Regions from separate parts of the Homo sapiens genome. Here regions 2, 3 and 4 are each linked to region 1. A link is a loop called in an ENCODE intact Hi-C map of the cell type or tissue named here. Cell type or tissue: endothelial cell of umbilical vein. All regions are shown on one strand.

Region 1 (5,000 bases):
GGGGGACCATGCTTTTCTACCTGGGTGTATCTTTTCTACCTCTCATTATGGCAGTATTTTGAAATTAAATCTGGTAAAAACATTTTGATTGTCGTATTTTTTTCCGGCATTGCAGAAATAATTTATTAGGGACTGTGAGGAATAATGAGACCAAGCACAGCTGCATCCATGACCCTCTCAACAACCCTCTGGAGAGCGGGTGCTCTAGGGGTTGGAGGTACAGGGTCAGCGTCTATGTGGTAGGTGTTTCTAAGGACTGCAACATCCTGGAGCTGTGTAATGAGATGGAAGGGAACAATGACAATTCATCCCATATCTCAGTTCAACCTTAGTGAAGTACTGTTTAGACCAATGATGTTTAGCATTTGGGGGTCAAAAACTCTCTTAAAATATGATAAAAACTAAGGACTCTTTCTTTCCACAGAAGAAAGCAAAAACACACAGTTTTGGATATAGTTTCAGGCAGACCACAAACTTCTCAGAGCCCTACCATGGGCTCATTAAGGATCCACGGACCCCAGGTTAGAATCTGTGGCTTAACCTCTGGTCCTCACAACATTTCGTACAAGGGATTTTTCTTCTGGAGTTTCTGTGGCCTTGTTAGCGATAGAAACAAAGTTATATCCCAGGTATCAAGTACATCCCACAGGGGTTGGGAGAGGTGGGAAAATTACATAATCAGCCTCTTACTTCCCTCACCTTGCACAAATATTCTACGGATAAGACGAAACAATTATAACACATGGAATATTATTCAGCAAGAAAAAGGAAGGAAATTCCGACACATGCTACAACATGGATGAAAGTTGAGAACCTCAAGCTGAGTGAAATAAGCCAGTCACAAGAATACAAATACCATATGCTCCTTATATGAGGTACCTAGAGAAGTCAAATTCATAGACATAGAAAGTAGAGGATGGTTGTCAGGGGGTGAGAGGAACAGCTCCGGAATTAATGTTTAAGGGGTATAGAATTTTAGTTTTGCAAGACAAAAAGGGTTCTGGAGATTGGCTGCACAACAATTAAATAGAATTAACGTCACTGAACTCTATATCTAAAAATGATTAAGATGGTAAATTTTATATTATGTGTATTTAACCACAGTTAACACATACAGACATAACACATACAAGAGTTTAAAACAACAAAGCCGAGCTGGACATGATGGCTCATGCCTGTAATCCCAGCACTTTGGGAGGTAGATTGCTGAGCTCAGGACTTTGAGACCAGCCTGAGCAATATGGCAAAACTGTCTCTACAAAAAAATACAAAAAATTAGCTGGGCATGGTGGTTCACACATGTGGTCCCAGCTACTCGGGAGGCTGAAATTGAGGCTGTAGTGAGCCGAGATCACACCACTGCACTCATGCCTGGGAGACAGAGTGAGACCCTGTCTCAAAACAACAAAAACAACTCAAAACAATTAAAAAAACCCAAAACAATGAAGCCTGAAGAATGCAGCTTGCCCAGCAGGGGAGTGTGTGGAGTGAGGAGGCGCAGCCCCATTGCACCTTGGCGCATTGTGGCCTGACCCAAAGCCATGAGTCTCTGGGGAGCCAGCTACTTCCCCTGCAGGGCAGGCTCCTGGAGCTGGGACCAGTGGCAGTGGCACTGAGAACCAGCACCAGCCACACCTTGAGTAGCTTTGGAATGGTTCTGCTTGGGTCTTTGAGCTTGTTGTTGGAGCACTTTCCGTTTCTATACTCAATCTTGTTATTGACATATACTTTTCCTGTAAGAGAATGACTTGTGACGATCTTCTAGCTTGTGACGATCTTCTAGAACGCTATTCAATTACAAAGAAAAACTGTGGCCTCATGTATGATTCATCATGCAGGAACTCTTCATTTGATAGGACCCATCTTTCTTATAACAGGAAGTAAATACGTGTTGCTAAGCTACTATGTCCACCAAAAGAAAAAAAACCATATAGTAGATTCCATTGTACTCTTTGTGCTCTGTGAGAGTTAATGATTCCTCTATGTTAATTCAGCTCTTTCATTCTTGACCTCTTTTACCTAAAGTTAATTAGAGTTTAGCCATAACGTACTTAGTGTAAACAGAAAAAAAAAAGGCCTGAGTCATAATTTCCCATGAGAAAAGAATGGGCTTTCTTAAACTTTCTCAAAGGAATTTAAAAAGCATTTATTGGTTCAGATTTTTAGTTCTGTGTCTATCTGCCTGTCTATTTGTCTATCTACCTAAGTATCTATCTATGTCTATCTATATTCCTATTGATGGTTCAGGGACCTTGCAAGCATCTGATTTAATCTTATTATTGCAAAAGAAAGAGATACAGACTGCACATGTAAGTTTTAGGAATTGCAAGTACCTCTTTTGAGCCACTGGGGTTGAGGCTTCAGTTCTCTACCACTGAGAAGAATCAGGCAGATAGAGACCATTTTATGACATAGATTAAGGGGTTTAGGTCAGAGGTCAGGAAGGACTATGTGTCAGGCCATTTCCCTAAGAGAGATGTCAAAATGAAAATGAATATTATTGCCTATATCAGATGTCCTGAACTTCAGGGCAATGAGAGGGTCCTGATCAATGGTATCATTCTGTCTGTATATTTACTTACATGAACTCAAATAGGCACACACATGGGTGAGGAGGGGGCCATTTAAGTGGACCTGGCAATTAGGCCTATGACTCAGTCCAAGTTCCCACAAGAAGATGGGATGGGGGTATAGGAATCTGCTGGCCCCACAATTGGGCTCTCTCACAGGCTCTCAGTGTAATCTCACTGTGCTGAGTGTGAGTCTAACAGTTTTGATCCCCACACAGCATGGCTCCTACATGCGAGTCATCATCTTCATGTAATGCTCGGTGATTAGTTTCAATTCCAGTGTAAGAGCTGGCTATGCTGAGCTTCCTGAGAGAGGAGATGTCCATTTCCAACGTGGTTCACAGTTATGGGTTTGCCCAGTCTAACAGGGGTCATAAAGATCTGAGAGAGAAAAAAAAATCGTGAAGCTGTGGCATTAAGTACTAAAATGGTTGCTAAGTTTACCTTCCCACTAGCAGTGTAGAAGTGTCCCCTGATCGCCGCATCCATGCCAACATCTACTGTTTTTTGATTTTTTGATTATGGCCATTCTTGCAGGAGTAAGGTGGTATCACATTGTGGTTTCGATTTGCATTTCCCTAATCATTAGTGATGTTGAGCATTTTTTCATATGTTTGTTGGCCATTTGTACATCTTCTTTTGAGAGTTGTCTATTCATGTCCTTAACCCACTTTTTGACAGGATCGTTTGTTTTTTTCTTACTGATTTGCTCAGGTGATAGGTGCACCAGGATCTCACAAATCACCACTGAAGAACTTACTCATGTAACCAAATACCACCTGTACCCCAATACATTTATTGTTATAGAACAATAAATAAAGTAATAATAAAAAGATTGTTAAGGAGATACATCAGATATGTATAAGTTTTTTTTTTTTTTTTTGAGACTGAGTTTCGCTCTTGTTGCCCAGGCTGGAGTGCAACGGCACAATCTCAGCTCACTGCAACCTCCACCTCCCAGGTTCAAGAGATTCTCCTGCCTCAGCCTCCCAAGTAGCTGGGATTACAGGCATGTGACACCACGCCTGGCTAATTTTGTATTTTTAGTAGAGACGGGGTTCCACCATGTTAGTCAGGCTGGTCTCAAACTCCCAACCTCAGGTGATCTGCCCGCCTCGGCCTCCCAAAGTGCTGGGATTACAGGCATGAGACACCACACCCAGTTAAATATGTATAAGATTTTAGAAAAGATTGAAATGGCTTTTGACTTGTGCCTGGAAGACTCAGACTATGAGTATATGCCTATGAATTTTAATGTGTTCTAACTTCCTGCCAAAAAGGTACAGATTCCTGATGAAAAGATATTTCCAAAACTAATTTCAACTCTACATGTTTTCACCAATAGGCTACCTTCTGACCCTAACTCCCATGGAAATTATGATGGTTAAGAGCATGAACTTTGAGTCAGATATCAGATTCCAAATCCCAGCTCCACCGATAACATATTAATTCTACTAAGCCTCAGTTTCCTCAAATGTAACAATAGTTCTTACCTAATAGGGTAATTTTGTGGATTAGATGAGACAATCCCTGTTGTAGCATTTAGCACCTGCATTTAATAAGCAATGCAATAGATGTTTACTCTGATTATTCAGGAAGCAAAAGCAATCCGATGTATTGGCTCTATGCCACTGATTTGTGGGAAGAACAAAAGACTGGTTCTGTGCTCTGGATCCAAAGCAATGCAAAAGTTTTAAAAACAAATTTGTTTCTCGTTTTTACTCTTTTGTCTGTTGTGTTTTATATCTCTAACTTCTGAACTATTCAGATATACATATTACATATGCAACTATTCATTCCATGTACTTGGTGAATATTTCTTGAGCATCTGCTATGTGCCAAGCCAGGTGCTGGTTATGCAGAGGCAAGACACAGTCCCTGAAGAGTGGGAGGAAACAGACACATAAATGACAGTCACAAGCCAGCCTAGAAAATGGAATGATAATGGGCACCTGAAAGAACTTATGTGCCAAAAGTAGTGACTGGGTTGGGGAGGGCTCCTGGCATGAGAAAGGCATGGAAGTGAGAAACAGCAGGGTCATTGGGCAACCATGGGGAATTCACTTTGCCAGAATGGAATGTGTAAATCTGGGAATGGTGGGCAAATAGCCTAGAAAGAAAGGCTGATCATGGAGACTTTGACCTCCAGCCTGGAGGCCATGGGATACTGTTGATTGAATATATATTTTCATTGGAGGAGAAAAGAATTATAGGTTAACTCAGCAGGACTTGTGACTGCTGGGAGTGGGAAGTGAGGGGAAGGGGAAGTCCAGGATGACTTCCGGGTATCTTGATTAGGCAACTGAGTGGATGGGGGTGTCACTAATTTGGGGTATTTTTTTAGAATAAAAGAGGAAGAGAGCAGGATTTGAAAGTGGAAGATGATACGCTACTTTTGAAAAAAAATTTTAGCTAGATACAGAATTTATA
Region 2 (5,000 bases), 170 kb after region 1:
GGTACTTGTACAAGGACAGACACATAGACCAATAGAACAGAATAGAGAACCCAGAAATAAGACTGCACACCTAAAACTATCTGATCTTAAACAAACCTGACAAAAACAAGCAATGGGGAAAGGATTCCCTATTCAATAAATGAGGCTGGGATATCTGGCTAGCCTTATGTAGAAGACTGAAATTAGACTCCTTCCTTACATGATATGCAAAAATTAACTCAAGATGGATTAGACATAAATGTAAAATCCAAAACTATAAAAATCCTGTAAGACAACTTAGGCAATACCATTTAGGACATAGGCATGGGCCAAGATTTCATGACAAAGATGCCAAAAGCAATTGCAACAAAAGCTAAAATTGACAAATGGGATGTAATTAAACTAAAGAGCTTCTGCACAGCAAAAGAAATATCAACACAGTAAACACACAACCAACAGAATGGAAGAAAATGTTTGCAAACTAAGCATTCAACAAAGGTCTAATATCCAGCATCTTTAAGGTACTTAAATTTATAAGAAAAAAACAGCCCCATTAAAAAGTGAGCAAAAGACATGAACAGGTACTTCTCAAAAGAAGATATACATGTGGCCAACAAACGTATGGGAAAAAGCTCAACATCATTAATCATTAGAGAAATGCAAATCAAAACCACAATGAGATATCATCTCACACCAGTCAGAATAGCTACTATTAAAAAGTCAAAAAATAACAGATGCTGGCAAGGTTGTGGAGAAAAAGGAACACTATACACTGTTGGTGAGAGTGTAAATTAGTTCAGCCACTGTGGAAGACAGTGTGGCGATTCCTCAAAGACCTAAAGACAGAAATACCATTTGATCCAGCAATCCCATTACGGGGTATATACCCAAAGGAATACAAATCATTCTATTATAAAGACACATGCATGTGCATGTTCACTGTAGCACCATTCACAATAGCAAAGACATGGAATCAACCTAAGTGTCCATCAGAGATAGACTGGATAAAGAAAATGTGGTACATATACACCATGGAATACTATGCAACCATAAAAAAGAACAAGATCATGTCTTTTGCAGGGACATGGATGGAGCTGGAGGCCGTTGTCCCTAGTAAACTAACACAAGAACGGAAAACCAAATGCTGTATGTTCTCACTTATAAGTGGGAGCTAAATGATGAGAACACATGGACAGATAGAGGGAACAATACACACTGGGGCCTTTCAGAGGGGGGAGGGTGGGAGGAGGGAGAGGAGTAGCAAAAATAACTAATGGGTACTAGGCTTAATACCTGGGTGATGAAATAGTCTGTGCAACAGACTCCTACGACACAAGATTATCTATGTAATAAACCTGCACTTGTACCCCTGAACTTAAAATAAAAGTGAAAAAAATGTGGTGCATATACACCATGGAATACTACAAAGCCGTAAAAAAAAAAAGAACAAAGTCATGTCCTTTGCAGCAACACGGATGCAGCAGGAGGCCATTATCCTAAGCAAATTAACACAGGAACAGAGAACCAAACACCACATGTTCTCACTTATAAGTGGGAGCTAGACATTGGGTACTCATGGACCTAAAGATGGGAATAATAGACACTGGGGACTATTGGGGGGCTGAAGAGAGGGGGACAAGGGTTGAAAAACTCTTGGGTACCATGCTCACTTTCTGGGTGCCAGGATCATTTGTACCTCAAACCTCAGCATCACACAGTATTCCCGTAACAAACCTGCACATGTACCCCCTGTATCTAAAATAAAAGTTGAAATTATAACAAGCAAAACAAAACAAAACAAAAAAAACCACTAGCATTTGTAAGCCTTATTGGAGTTAGGACTTCACACTGCAGCACCAAGGGGTGGGGGCCTTTGTGTTTCGAGTGGAGACCATGAGCAGTCAGGGGTTCGCTCAGCTAATTCACTTCCTCTGCAGAACGACTCCATGGGAGTATTCCCATGGCTCCCATTTTATAGGCGAGGACAGGAAGAAAAAAGAGGGTAAGTGAAAGTTTGCTTGAAGGTCACCCAAAGGGGGAGCCGATAGTCAGACCAGGTCAGCTCTCCTTTTGGCCAAAGTCTCCTGACCGCTGAGATGAAAACAGCGGTGGGCTCCTCCAGGGAGGGTTTGGAGAGCAGAAGCTAAATCAGCCACAGGTTCCTTTTGTGTTGATTGAGTCACAAAGCCTCCAGGAGCTGCCAAGTGGCACAAGATGCTGCACTAGGTTTGGAATAAGAAGGCCCCCAGACCCAGTCTCACCCCCAGCTTGGCTGGGGCACTAAACGATTTTAAAAATAAAACTAGAGAGGCCCTGCGTAAACGGCAGGGGATCCATGTCCACCTGACAGCCCTTGGAGCTAACGCTAAGGGAGGACAGCTTGCAACAAGGGGCACGGGGCCTGAGATAAAGGAAGCGGTCACCTAGAGGGACGGGCCATCTGTCAAGCCAGTTCTTTCCCTCCCCTCCCTTCCCTTCCCCTCCCCTCCCCTCCTTTTCCTTTCTTTTCTTCTTTCCTTTTCTCTTTTCTTTCTTTTCTTTTCTCTTTCTACAGTCTCATTCTGTTTCCCAGGCTGGAGTGCAGTGGTGCGATCATAGCTCACTGCAGCCTCGAACTCCTGGGTTTAAGCAATCCTCCCACCTCAGTCTCCCCAGTAGCTGATACTACAGGCATGTGCCACCAGAGTCAGCATTTTTTTATTTTTTATTTTTTGTAGAAACTGGGCCTCTTTGTTGCCCACGCTGGTTGCAAACTCCTGGGCTCAAGGGATCCTCTCACCTCGGCCTCCCAAAGCACTGGAATTAACAGGAGTGAGCTACTGTGCCCAGCCAAGCTTGTTATTTTCTTAGGGAGAGGACATCTTAGTGGCAAGAGCACATGTCTTGCATTGGTCTCCAGCAGATTTGAACTCATCCTACCTCTGTGCCCTCAGGGAATCTTCCCAACCTCTCTACATGGAAGCATCCTCATCTGTGACATGAAGCAAAGAACAGTGCCTTCCCGTGCAGGCTCTTTTTGGGATTACACCAGAACATAGGCATGCTCAATAAATGGCAGCTATTTGCATTTACAGGCTCACAATCTCTTCTCTATAAAATCCCAGATCCAAAAAAATTGAAAACCGAAAGGGTTTTGGTAACTCATTTGACAACAAAGACTGGTCGGATCTAAACTCATTTGACAGTTAAAGCTGAACTGAATTGCTACTAGACTATTTATGTTGTATAGTTATAGTTAAATATTTAGCTGCAGAAATATAAATATGTTTGATTAGGGGATGCTACTCCAGACCCCAATAGGGGATGTTACATAATATGCAGTATGTACACATTTCTTCTCTGAAATCTGGACAATTCTAAATCATGTTGGTTTAAAAGGTTTCAGAAAAAAGATTATAGACCTATACTGTGGTGAATCTCAGGCCCACGTCCCTCATCAGGAGCAGCATGGCTCTTACATGGAATCCTGGCCTTAGAACCCAAGTAAAGCGTCAGCCTCAGAATAAGGCTCCCCCTGTTCTGTAGAGCCTTGGCTCCATCAGCCCTGCTCAGAAAAATGGCAAGGAGGAGCCCGATTTATTAGCTGTTAATGCTGTTGTGCAATAATCTTGATCTCCAAGTTGCAAAAACCCAGTTGGAAGAGAGAAATCTAAAGCGATCAGAATGACTACTATACCAACTACAGAAAATATACGAGTTTCATGAGAAGTTTCAGGAGTCAGACTGACACTAAAGTTGATGGAATTTTAAGAAAAAGAATGCTACTTCTATTTAGCATTAAGTTATTTTTCTTCTATTGTAGTTTAATTGTGGTCCTATCTGAAGAAAAGCTGGACTTGAAGCCAGGATTTGGGGCATAAGGGTATGACAGTGGCAAGCCCCTGTGTCAGCAGCTTTCACAGAACAAGGAGAAAGTAAGATCAAGTTGCAACTGGAAATCTGGGTGCACAGGTACCAGAAAGGAAGATGCTCTAGCTGGGGAGTCAGGATTTAGGGGGTCAGGTGGGAGGGGAGGGCAAGTGGGGAGGTAAGAATGTTTAGCCATGAAATTTGGAAGAGGTGAACTTGGTAAAGAGGAAAGAGGTGTGTGTAGGGATAGGCAGGGCCATCCCTGTTGCTGTAAGTGGATGTCTGTGCTGCACACATACCTTACTGGTCCACATTGTCCCCCTCACCGGGAACCTACTGGAATATCCACACCTGCACCTGCCATGGTGAAGCCGGAAATGCACTCTCCCCAGCCTTGGTATATCTTGAGCCCAGGACAGGGCACAGGTAACTATCATCCAAGCTCACTTTCAACACATTGCTGTGCCCTCTTTCTGGGTTGCTGAGGTCCACCTGCAGGAGGCTAGGAGGGTGACCCCAGAGTCCCCGTGCTGGAGTGTGAATCCCAACGCTGTATGACCCTGGTCAGGTTACTTCATATCCCTGAGTTCAGTTTCCCTTTTCATAAAATGGGATGATAGCCACTGCACCTGACTCCTGGAGTTCCGTGAGGGTCATATGAGACAGTTCCTGTAAAGCTGATGTGGGACCCAGCACATGGTGATTTCCCCATCCGTGTACCCAGTGCCCACTGCTTGGTGGCAGCTCCAGGGCTTCCAGCCATGCCAAGCAGCCCATCTTGTGCAGATATCTGCAATCCCAGGTAAGATGATTGAACCTTAAATAAATAACAGCATTTTATTTTAGGGTCTCCTGGCCAGTAGCTGTTCATTTGGAGACTCATTATTTTCTTGATCATATTAATTTAAGCTCTCAGTCCCCAAATCTCTCAGCTAAGTACCTTTGCTACTTCCTACTTTTTTACTCACAGCAAACTCATGCCTGGCTCCTCTTTCCAGCCTTCAGTTGTAGTAGTATCCATGAGAGTCCCAGTTGTGCAGTTTTGCTTTGAAAGGATTAACAGAGTGGAACCGGGACTGCAGTTACAGGCAACAAGGTGGCACCGCGTCTAAGATGCCTGCTCTTTTGGGATTCTTTCAACACTTCCAAGTTTTATTGGCATAAATGATTTT
Region 3 (5,000 bases), 120 kb after region 1:
GGCAGATCATGAGGTCAGGAGTTCAAGACCAGCTTGGCCAACATAGTGAAACCACATCTCTACTAAAAATACAAAAAAAAAAATTAGCCGGGCATGGTGGCGGGCACCTGTAGTCCCAGCTACGTGGGAGGCTGAGGCAGGAGAATTGCTTGAGCCTGGGAGGCAGAGGTTGCATTGAGCCAAGATCGCACCATTGCACCCCAGCCTGGGTTGACAGAGTGAGATTCCATCTCAGAAAAAAAAATTTGTTCAGCTTACCATTCAAATGAACACAAAATTAAAATAAAAGTGTTACAGAGAGTCAACCTACCTCAATATTTGAGAAACATTTCTATATACCCAGAATTCATCATATGCTCAGTAATCATGCCTGTAGATTATTTTCCAATCAAGAAGTACTGGTGCAGTTATTGCTAGCCAAAATATGAAACAACTCAGCTTTCTCATCTGGTTGACTGGTCCAATCAAGAAAATGTTTGGACAAGAAAAAGTTGTACATTTCTGTCTTAGTCCATTTGGACTGCTATAGAAAAATACTATAAATTGGGTGGCTTATAAACAACACACATTTATTTCTCACAGTTCTGGAGGCTGGGAAGGCATTGGCAGATTCAATGTCTAATGAGGGCTTGCTTCCTGGTTCATAGATGGTGTTCTTATGTGGTGGAAGACATGAGGGAGCTCTCTGGGGCTTCTTTTATAAGGGCACTAACTCCATGTTGGCCCCTCGTGACCTGATCACCTCCCAAGAGTCCCACCTCCCAGTGCATCACATAGCGGGTTGGGATTTCAACATATGAATTTTAGGGCATGCAAACACTCAATCTACAGAACTTTAGTTCCATCCTCCCACACCCCCACCCCCGGTATAGTTACACTGGGTGTGTTTAATCAAATCCCTTGCTATTCTTCCCAAAAATTAATGGTGTGATCTACTTACTGGCTTCTGTTTCCCACATAAGCAACTTAGGAATGAGAAAAAAGCTTGTACATTTCAGATCTGTAAAGAACAGTTACCAATTTTCTTATGATACTGCAAAAGACATAGTTTTATCTGATTTCCAGGTCATCTACTGCATTGCTTTGGCCACGGTTTAATCCTATGAAGGTCTCTATCCTAAAAACTATTGGACAAGGTCTCTATTCTTAAGACTTGAGTGTTGTTGTCATTAATAATTTATATGGGCTGGGCACGGTGGTCCCAGCACTTTGGGAGGCCTAGGTGGGTGGATCACCTGAGGTCAGGAGTTTGAGACCAGCCTGGCCAACATGGTGAAACCCTGTATCTACTGAAAATACAGAAGTGAAGTGGGTGTGGTGGTGGACACCTGTAAATCCCAGCTATTCAGGAGGCTGAGGCAGGAGGAGAATCACTTGAACCAGGGAGGCAGAGGTTGCAGTGAGCTGAGATTGTGCCACTGCACTCCAGCCTAGGCAACAAGAGTGAAACTTCATCTCAAAAAATATTAAGAAAATTAAAAATTAAAAATAAAAAAATTAATAGTATATATTGGAGTCATGCACTTCTACAAAAATAGCTGCATGCTGAGTTTGGCTGATTCTTCCATCTTAGAAACAATTTGGTAGGTAAAATTTAAATGTTATTACCCTTACATAGACGAGGCTATTAGTGCACAGGAGGTTAAATTTAAGGTCACACAATTAGTGCTGAGCCAAATGTAGAAATCAGGTTTCCTTGTCTACAATTCCTCCCACTGGACCAAATTCCCCCTTAGAGCAATGCAGAAACAGCATTCTAGAAGGAATTTAGATTTATTTCTAAACTCGATCTGGTTCCATTGTGAGTATAAAAACCTGATTTGCAATCGGAGCCTGGAGTGTCACCCACCGCCTGTGTGGATGATTTTGTTACCAGCTGCTGAAACACTTCAATGGGAAGACATGGAATTCCTGCAGGAAATGACTCCAGGCAGCTCTGAATAAGTGAGGAAATTAAATGACTAACTTCAATGTTTCCTGGTTTTTGTCTATCTTAATTAACAATTTATTTTGGTAAAGGAAAAACTGAATAACTTTTTAATAGTCAACACGTAAAACTTAATATTTGTTTATAATAAAAACATGATTTCCATGTCTACTTTTATTTGCAAAACACCCAGCTTTTTAAATAATTTTCTCCTTCGGTAATTGTGTTTATTGAAGAGTTTCTCTTTAAAAAAACAATGACAGCATATATATGTGGGAAATATCAATTTCCTTCTCATAGTTCCCAAAGGCACACTTATGAAAAATGTGTTGATTATTAACAGAGCTAATATTTTTGTGGTAGTGTTATTACTGAACATCTATAAGAATTGGAGTTTGGGGTTGACAGAGGTGCTGCAGTCCAAATACATTATTGATTTCTATGTCATGTTAAATGTAGCATGGACCTAATTGAACATAATTACTACTTTTGATACATATTTTATGTGGTTCCTACTTTGCCTTCATTCATTTATTCCACAATACTTACTGAATGTCTGCCATGTACCAGGCATTCTTCTAGGTGCTGAGATACAAGGTAAATTAAACAAAGCTCCTGCTCCCATGGAGCTAACGTTCTAGTTGAAGGGAAAACAGACAATTAACAAAAAGACAGGAAAATATGTCAGGGAGTTGTAATTGCTATGAAGAAAAACAGAGTGAGACAAGAATGAGGGAGGGGTACTACCTTAAATGGCGGGGGGTCAGGAAATCAGGGAAATCCTGGGTTTGTCTGTGGAAAGTTAATAATTTCAGACTAATAATCCATCACGGACAACTATCATCGTGGCTGTATAATTGTGACATTCCATTCTTTCCTGGGTTCTACAAGTGTTTAGGAAAAACTTTTAAATTCAAGGTTAATGGTTAGCAATTTCGAGAAAGCTGATTTTATATCCGTGTAACTTCTGTCTTTATTTTTAGCCTTCTTTACAGGACAGTATCTCTTAGGACTAAAGAAGTTGGGGCAAAACCAAAGTTCTCCTCACAGGGCTACTTAACTTTCATGCCAAGCAAACATAAACAAATTTGAATTAGTAATTAAGTTTAGAGACACCAATTACATTTTTACTGAAATTAAATAAAGGCAAATTCTCCTTAATATTTCCAGAATGACTATTAACAACCACAAGTGTTACCTTTTGTTGAACAACATAATGTGCCAAGTACAGAACTTCATGTACATCTTCTTTCTTGTTTTTCAGCAGCCCTAGATATGGGCACAATTGCTCCCATCTTTTAGGTAAGGAAATTGGGACTCTGATAAGTTAAATACTCTCCCTGAGGTCCCAGAAGTAATCATGTCATATTTGGAGTCTGACATCACTTCTGCCTGATCTTATGCGTCTGCAAGGAACAATGAAGATGATCTAATTTAACCTCATTTTACATATGGGTAAACAGAGACAGCTGTGGTGACCTGCCCAGGGTCACAGAACCAGTGAGCTGGTAGCAGAGTTGGGACTAGAGCCCAGTAGGAACTCCTCCGATGACACCGTGCTGCCTCCCAGTGAGAGCTATGCAAGCCAAACTCTGCAACCCACTGCCTTTTCAATGAACATCCAGGTCAGTTGGGTACCCACTTGGGACCAGGATGAATCCTGACTCCTACTCATATCATACATAAAAAATCAATTCCAAGTGCATCATTTATCTAAATGTGAAAAGCAAAATAACAAAGCTTTTAAGAACAGCTACATGATCTTGGGGTAGGCAAAGAAGTGTTGACAACTGTAAAGGTTAAAATGGGTAAATTGAATTATACTAAAAGTAATAACTTTTCTTTATTAAGATGTACCATTAAGGAAGTGGAAAGGAAAAGTCCCAGAGTGGGAGAAGACGTCTGTACACATGTGTGGTGACATAGAGCTTGTATCCAGCATGGCTCTGTGTGTGTGTGTGTGTGTGTGTGTTCATTCCTACAAATTAGTGGCAAAAAAGGCAGTTAATCCCATAAAAAAATAGAAAAAAACCTTGAACAGGTACTTCAAAAAAGAGGATATACTAATAAACAAATGAAAGGGTGCTCAACATCCTTCGTCATTAAGAAAATGCAAATTAAATCCTCAATTGATTTTATTACACACTTAGAAGAAAAATTAAAATGAAATAAATTTATTGGACCATATGAAACTGCAATCTTTGCAGGTCAGAAATAGTGAAATATCATATAATGTAATCGATATCAAGTACTGATGAGGATGTGGAACTTCAGATCTTCAGACATTTGTGGAGTGTCAGTTGGTGTCACCCTTTGGGAATCTGTTTGGCAAAACTACACTAAAGCTTGGTGACTTAAAAAAGCAAATATTTGGCAGGGCGCTGTGGCTCACGCCTGTAATCCCAGCACTCTGGGAGGCCAAGGTGGGTGGATCACCTGAGGTCAGGAGTTCGAGACCAGCCTGGCCAACATAGTGAAACCCCGTATCTACTAAAAATACAAAATTTAGCCAGGCGTGGTGGCATGTGCCTGTAATTCTAGCTACTCAGGAGGCTGAGGCAGGAGAATTACTTGAACCTAGGAGGTGAAGGTTACAGTGAACTGAGATTGTGACACTGCACTCTAGCCTCGGTGGCAGAGCAAGACTTCATCAAAAAAAAAAAGAAAGAAAAAAGCAACCATTTATTATTTTATACACGTTTATAGATCAGGTGGGCAGCTCTGCGGCTCTGGGTTAAGCTCAGTCAATTCTACCTGGGCTTGCGCGTGCAGCTGGCAGAATGGCTGGGGCTGGCTAGTGCGATGGCCTGTCCAGGATGGCTCAGCTCTCCTCATGTCCTTCAAATCCTTCGGCAGGCTCACCTGGAGGGGTAGTCACAGACGAGAGAGAGAGAGCAAAAAAAGCAAGTGCTTGCTTGTAGGAGCACTACTGGTACCAACTTTTCCACTGTCCATTGGCCAAAGCAAGTCAAATGACCAAGCCCCGAGCCAGTGTGGGAAGGCATTATGATGACATGAATACAAAGAAGTGTGAAGATTGGGCCAGTATTTACTCAGGCTGGACAGACATTTG
Region 4 (5,000 bases), 91 kb before region 1:
CTTTGAGGAAGTTTTTCCCTTTCCTAATACTCACTCACTTATAAGATAGTGAACATAGGGAGGCAGGAAATTAGTTTCTATCAGGTACCTTTTATGTGCCAGGTGTTTTAGATACATTTTATTTTTTACTCCTCCTTCTAAGTGAGATGCAGAAGGTAAAGAACAGTTCCAAGGTCACGTGTCAAATTGAGACGCGTGGTTTCACGTTGGCCGCAGGTCTGGCTGATGCGGTCAGTGTTGTTGCCACTACAGCGTGTTAGATTAATATGCGATATTAGTTCATTTCTTTGAAATCTTCAGAGAGAAGAAAGAATGTTTTCTTAAAGAAATTGGACTAGTTTGATTAATAATTTTAGCATCACATATCCTCCCACTGAAACAGGTGGGAAAACTGTGAGAAGTTATTTGCTCTTGACCAAGAATGTATTTAAGACAGTTAATGCAAATTTTCTTATCAATGTTATACTTAGAAATCAAATGTGTAATGGTACTAAGAATATGGCAGTTGGGTAACATTAAGTTAAAAAAAAAGTAGTAAAAATTACTTTTGTTGACATACCTAATGTGGTTATAACAAGGTTCTTTTAAGAGAAACACAAGATTGCCATACTGAAATCCTTCTAATGCTGCGATTTAAATCCATACACAAACAAATGCTGTTTTGGAACTTTTCAGAATGTTAAAATTGTCTTCAATGAATGTTTATGAAGAAATTACTGAAAAAGCATTTCTTAATAGTGAAGTGCCTGTTTTTTTTTTCAGTCTATCGTCCAAAACACTCTTTTCTAAATGAGTAGCAAAGGGGTTAAAAAATCATTAATCTCCCAAAGGGTCTGTGAGAGAGTTATGTGGTTAGGTATTATTATTGCCTCATTTATAAACCAAGATCCGGAGTGACTCCTTAAGGTCACAAAACAAGCCAGTATTGAAGCCGGGACTGGAACCGACGTCTCCTGCCTCCCAGTCCAGGGCTGTTACCACTCCCAGGGAGTTGACCAATCATCACAGTTATTAATATCCCACTTGCCACATGCTACAAGCCATGAACATAAATATTTTGTTGGCATTTTATCTTCATGCTCCCTATGTGCCAGGCTCCCTTTCTTTCTATGTTCACAGCCCCTTCTAATAACTCACGTTCTTGTCTGACCACATTGGCCTTTGCGTGAAAGTCACACGTCACCCCGGCAGGGAATGTTCAAGCATGCGGATTTGCATACTTTCATTCTGATCTCAAGGCTTTTTCTAGACTTCCTTTTTTTTTTTTTTTAAATCTCGTGTGTGTGTGTGTGTGTGTGTGTGTGTGTGTGTGTGTGTGACAGGGAGGATGGTAAGAAGTAGTTTAAAAATGCATTGTGTGCTACATCAATATCCAATGGCTTTGTACATTAGGAAACAGTAAAGCTTTAAATAGTTTGTAACATATGTCCACATAATTTATCACAGAATTGTGGTTTATTTAATAAGTGACTCATTATCACTATCTGATAGCCAGAATACTGGATAAAGAATAAGTGTGGGCAGAAGTTATTCACCATTTCTTATAGCCTCATCCCAGAATACAGCTCTTCTTTGCAAATTACAGATTCTTTGCAGTTTTCTCCCACCCGCCCCCCCAACGCCTCTATAAGAATATACAAAATTGTCAGAAAACATGAAATAATGTTACGGGAAAACATGGCCAAATTTAAGAAATCTGGCTTAGATTGCTCTGAAAGGTTATTGCTAAATGAATCTTCGAAGAAAACGAATTCCTTTACTGGAACAAAAGTAATTTATTATGCATTTCATGGGTGTCTGCCAGAAGAGTTACTAGCAGTATGAAGATCCAGTGGATATGAATTAAGTACAATCTGTTAGTTCTGTTCATGTTTAGACCTACCTGTTAATTTTCTCTGAAATTTTAATAATTTAAAAAAGCATCTCCATAGACAGGTGTTGGCAATGTGACAATTCACCACTCAGCTACCCATCACATCAGGCTTTTTTAAAGGCCCAGTACTCAGAATTTGTGAGACTGAGCACAAAGACATTATTTTATTGACCTCATATTTTAAGAATGATTTGGACAAATACATAACTAGGCATTGATTCTAATGTCCTGTTGGGGTCTTACGAGTAAACGGTTCCAAGTCAACATCTGACGATGCTTAAATCATGATCCGACTTGATGGTGTGCTGCCTGTTTTGGTTGTTGGCCTGGCACGGTTTCACCAGAGCTGGGCCACATGCTGCAGAACCATATTTTTATTTTATTAAACACAAGTATTTTACATTTAAAGCTCTCATTAAATTTAGTTGCTTGATTCGTGGTGAAGCCTGAATATGGTCAAAAGTTTATTCTGGGGGTTCACGGATTAGCAGCTGGGAGGAAACAGATTCCAGCAGCCAGGCGCTAGCTCCAGCTCTGTCTGTGTGAGTATAGCAAGCTGCCAAGGTTCTGTAAAGCCTCTGTTTTCCTCCTTCTACTAAAGGGGAAAAGTAATTCCTACCATCTGGTCCTTAGGAGTATTGTGTAGAGTGAGTGGGAGATGCCTGGAGACCTCTTTGAAGTTTAAGAAGAATAGCACTACTTAAATACGGGTCTTGGAAGTTAATAGTAATCAGCTTTATTTGCGTGGCATTTTTTTTCATCCCAAGATATTAGAATAAGATCCTCACTTTCTTAATGGGGAAATTTAGAGACGTAGAGTTATTGTGTTAAGAAAGTAACCACATTTTAGAGATTTGTATTTCACTGATAGCAAATTTTTTATTCCTTCTGATACTTAGTACTTTCCTAATGCTTTTTGTGGTTTAAGTGCATTGTAAATGCTTCTTGGTATGTTTTCTGTAATTAAGATGGAGAGATTAAGATGCTCATCCATCTCCTGAAAAGTCAGTTTTGTTATAAAAATTAAGATCATAATTCACCAGGTTTTAAATCTTGCCTCAGGATTCTGTCCCACTTAATTTGAAGATTAGAATAGTGTAATTCATTCTGATTCATTTAGAAGATAAGCTTTTTCTTTAGGGTCCTCATTGACTTCAAGTTGTGGGACAAACCCTCTCCCTTGCAATTTATATTTGTACATGAGTATTTTGGTGATAATCCCAGAGTACTTATAAAGTTTGGCGCCTTTCTTCACCACAACATGCTTGCTGTTGAGTGTGCACAGATACATAAAGCAATTTGCTCTTTTGTCCAGAATAGATTATGTGCATAGAATTGCTTTCGTCTTCTTGAAAAGGGCAGCATCCCTTGGTGTGGCTATAACCTTGCCTACTCAGGCCTAGAAGGGGCGAGAGGGGTATGGGTTGGGGCAGAGTGGGGGAGCAGCCGGTGAAATTTCCAGTAAGGAATTTGTTTGCCGAATTAAATATACAAAACTATTCTGCTGAATAGTTAGGTCATCAGTTGAGGTGACGGTGACTCTCTCTCTAGAGAAAAGGTGTCCATGTTCCTTTGTTTTATTAAGCTGTTAAGAATTCGAGAGTTTCATTGTGATTGGTTTTCACATGTCCTGGTGGAGACAGAATTTGTGTGTGTTCATGTGTCTTTCATGTGTCACCTTCTAAACTATTACTGTCACTTTGTATCTGGTCCTCTGTTACCTCCAGCCAAACTGAAATGATCGTAGTTTATATAGTGGAAGTTACGATTTGCAGGAAAGCATTTCCCCTTTGTTGGAATTTATACAAAGTTTTTAATTCCTCTTTGGAGGAAGGCAGCTATAAAGCACCACAGGAGTCTAACCTAGAGGTTACAAAAGCAGAGAAGAGCTTTGGCAGTGAGGGACGGCTGGCTTCCCCTCACACAAGAAAAAGCCGTAAGCACAGTCTCACTCAGATGTGTAGGAAGGACGGATCAGAGGCTGGGGGAGCCGACAGTCTGCCTTGCAGTGAAGGAGGCATGTGATCACCATCAAAGTCTTCTGCTCTGGGAAGGATCACACAGTCGTCCTTCAGCCTGCCTGGGGCGCAGTGTTTTCTTTCCTCAGACCGAAACTGCATGAAGAGAGATTCCAGCAAGGAAGATAGAGCATGCCCCGTACACTCCTCTCTGGTTTTCTTCCTCAAAGGAAATTTATGCATGTAATCCACAAGCCGAAGAACCCATGTTTTTCTTTGGAAAAGGCTACGCCCTTTCAGGGTTTCCTTTTCTCGGCTGTGTTGCCTTCCCATCAGAAGCTGTCTCTTGCCCTCCCCATTATGGGATGTGCGAAATGAAGGAAAACAGAGACACTGCTGGGCATTTGTCTCCATGAGTTGATCCAATCAGAAATCTTTGACTTTTCAGATATGTGTCCAAAAATGAGTGAAGGCTCCTCACAGGAAAAAAAAAAAAAAATTCTAGGTGATCTAAAGATGAACTGTGGCTACTTCTCAGGCTAGCGGATATTTTCCATGTCCCAATCTGTAGCAGCCCAAGCTCTCCCTGAAGTCATTTACTCCTTTAAGAGGGAGTTTTCCAGCCCAGCTGCTCTGCCTGTCTCCCACCTAACCCGGCCAGCTTTCAGTGCTAAGCCCAGGCTGGGTCTGGCCCTGATAACACATTCTTTCAACAGGAAGTGCCTCCATTTTCAGTTGTCTGTGGGAGGGTGGAGGGCAGATAAGCCTTGAATGGAAACACAGAGCCGATTTCTGCTCCACCCTCCTTGCACTTTGATCAGGGAGAGAGCAGGGACCTCCGCCTGGCCTGTGCTGCCTGCCGAAAGGAGGGAGGATGGTTGAGCTGTGGGCATTCCGGAGCTCTCCCTCCCTTTTGTTCAGGAACGTTTGTTTAGGTTGGTCTAGGTTAGTGAAGTGCCTGCTTTTGCAGGGTTGTGATGTCTGCGATCTGAACTAAAGTCCTTTGAAGGGTTGAATTATTTGTGGGAAAATATATCAACCAATTGAAATTTATACGTGTGTTTGTATGTGTGTGTATTAGGTCCAGGATCATAGTATATTTTTCTCTGATTTCCCCCCTCCGCCCCCCCCTCCCAACACACACACATCGTGTTGATTCTCAGTAGGCA

What was found. A loop is a pair of places that touch in the nucleus more often than their neighbours do. Peaks named below come from ENCODE experiments on the same cell type or tissue, not always from the same donor. Only the 100,000 strongest peaks of a DNase experiment are listed, where the experiment ranks them.
Region 2: it touches region 1 in a loop (11-fold over the local background); 13 of 110 quality-filtered maps call a loop at or near these places.
Region 3: a loop joins it to region 1, with 2.8 times the contacts of the local background. A loop is called at or near these places in 2 of 110 quality-filtered maps.
Region 4: it touches region 1 in a loop (5-fold over the local background); 4 of 110 quality-filtered maps call a loop at or near these places.

The regions. Positions count from the first base shown.
Region 1 is chr18:22,280,847-22,285,846 of GRCh38, forward strand. No RefSeq gene overlaps it. Among named protein-coding and RNA genes, the nearest start is that of GATA6, 110 kb to the left of the region's middle. In endothelial cell of umbilical vein, no CTCF peak of the experiment used is centred here; a DNase peak (open chromatin) is centred at 1,885; H3K27ac peaks cover 2,084 bases.
Region 2 is chr18:22,449,957-22,454,956 of GRCh38, forward strand. LOC124904261 (a long non-coding RNA gene) reads left to right here and starts at 2,739. Exons shown (of 2, transcript XR_007066306.1): 1 at 2,739-5,000. RefSeq lists a silencer at 2,285-2,450. In endothelial cell of umbilical vein, no CTCF peak of the experiment used is centred here; a DNase peak (open chromatin) is centred at 2,325; H3K27ac peaks cover 663 bases.
Region 3 is chr18:22,396,757-22,401,756 of GRCh38, forward strand. No RefSeq gene overlaps it. Among named protein-coding and RNA genes, the nearest start is that of CTAGE1, 19 kb to the right of the region's middle. In endothelial cell of umbilical vein, no CTCF peak of the experiment used is centred here; DNase peaks (open chromatin) are centred at 1,895 and 3,375; H3K27ac peaks cover 2,208 bases.
Region 4 is chr18:22,189,756-22,194,755 of GRCh38, forward strand. The region is part of intron 6 of GATA6 (GATA binding protein 6); the gene reads left to right. Among named protein-coding and RNA genes, the nearest start is that of GATA6, 23 kb to the left of the region's middle. RefSeq lists an enhancer at 4,267-4,815. In endothelial cell of umbilical vein, no CTCF peak of the experiment used is centred here; DNase peaks (open chromatin) are centred at 1,096, 2,466, 3,826, 4,526 and 2 weaker places; H3K27ac peaks cover 4,692 bases.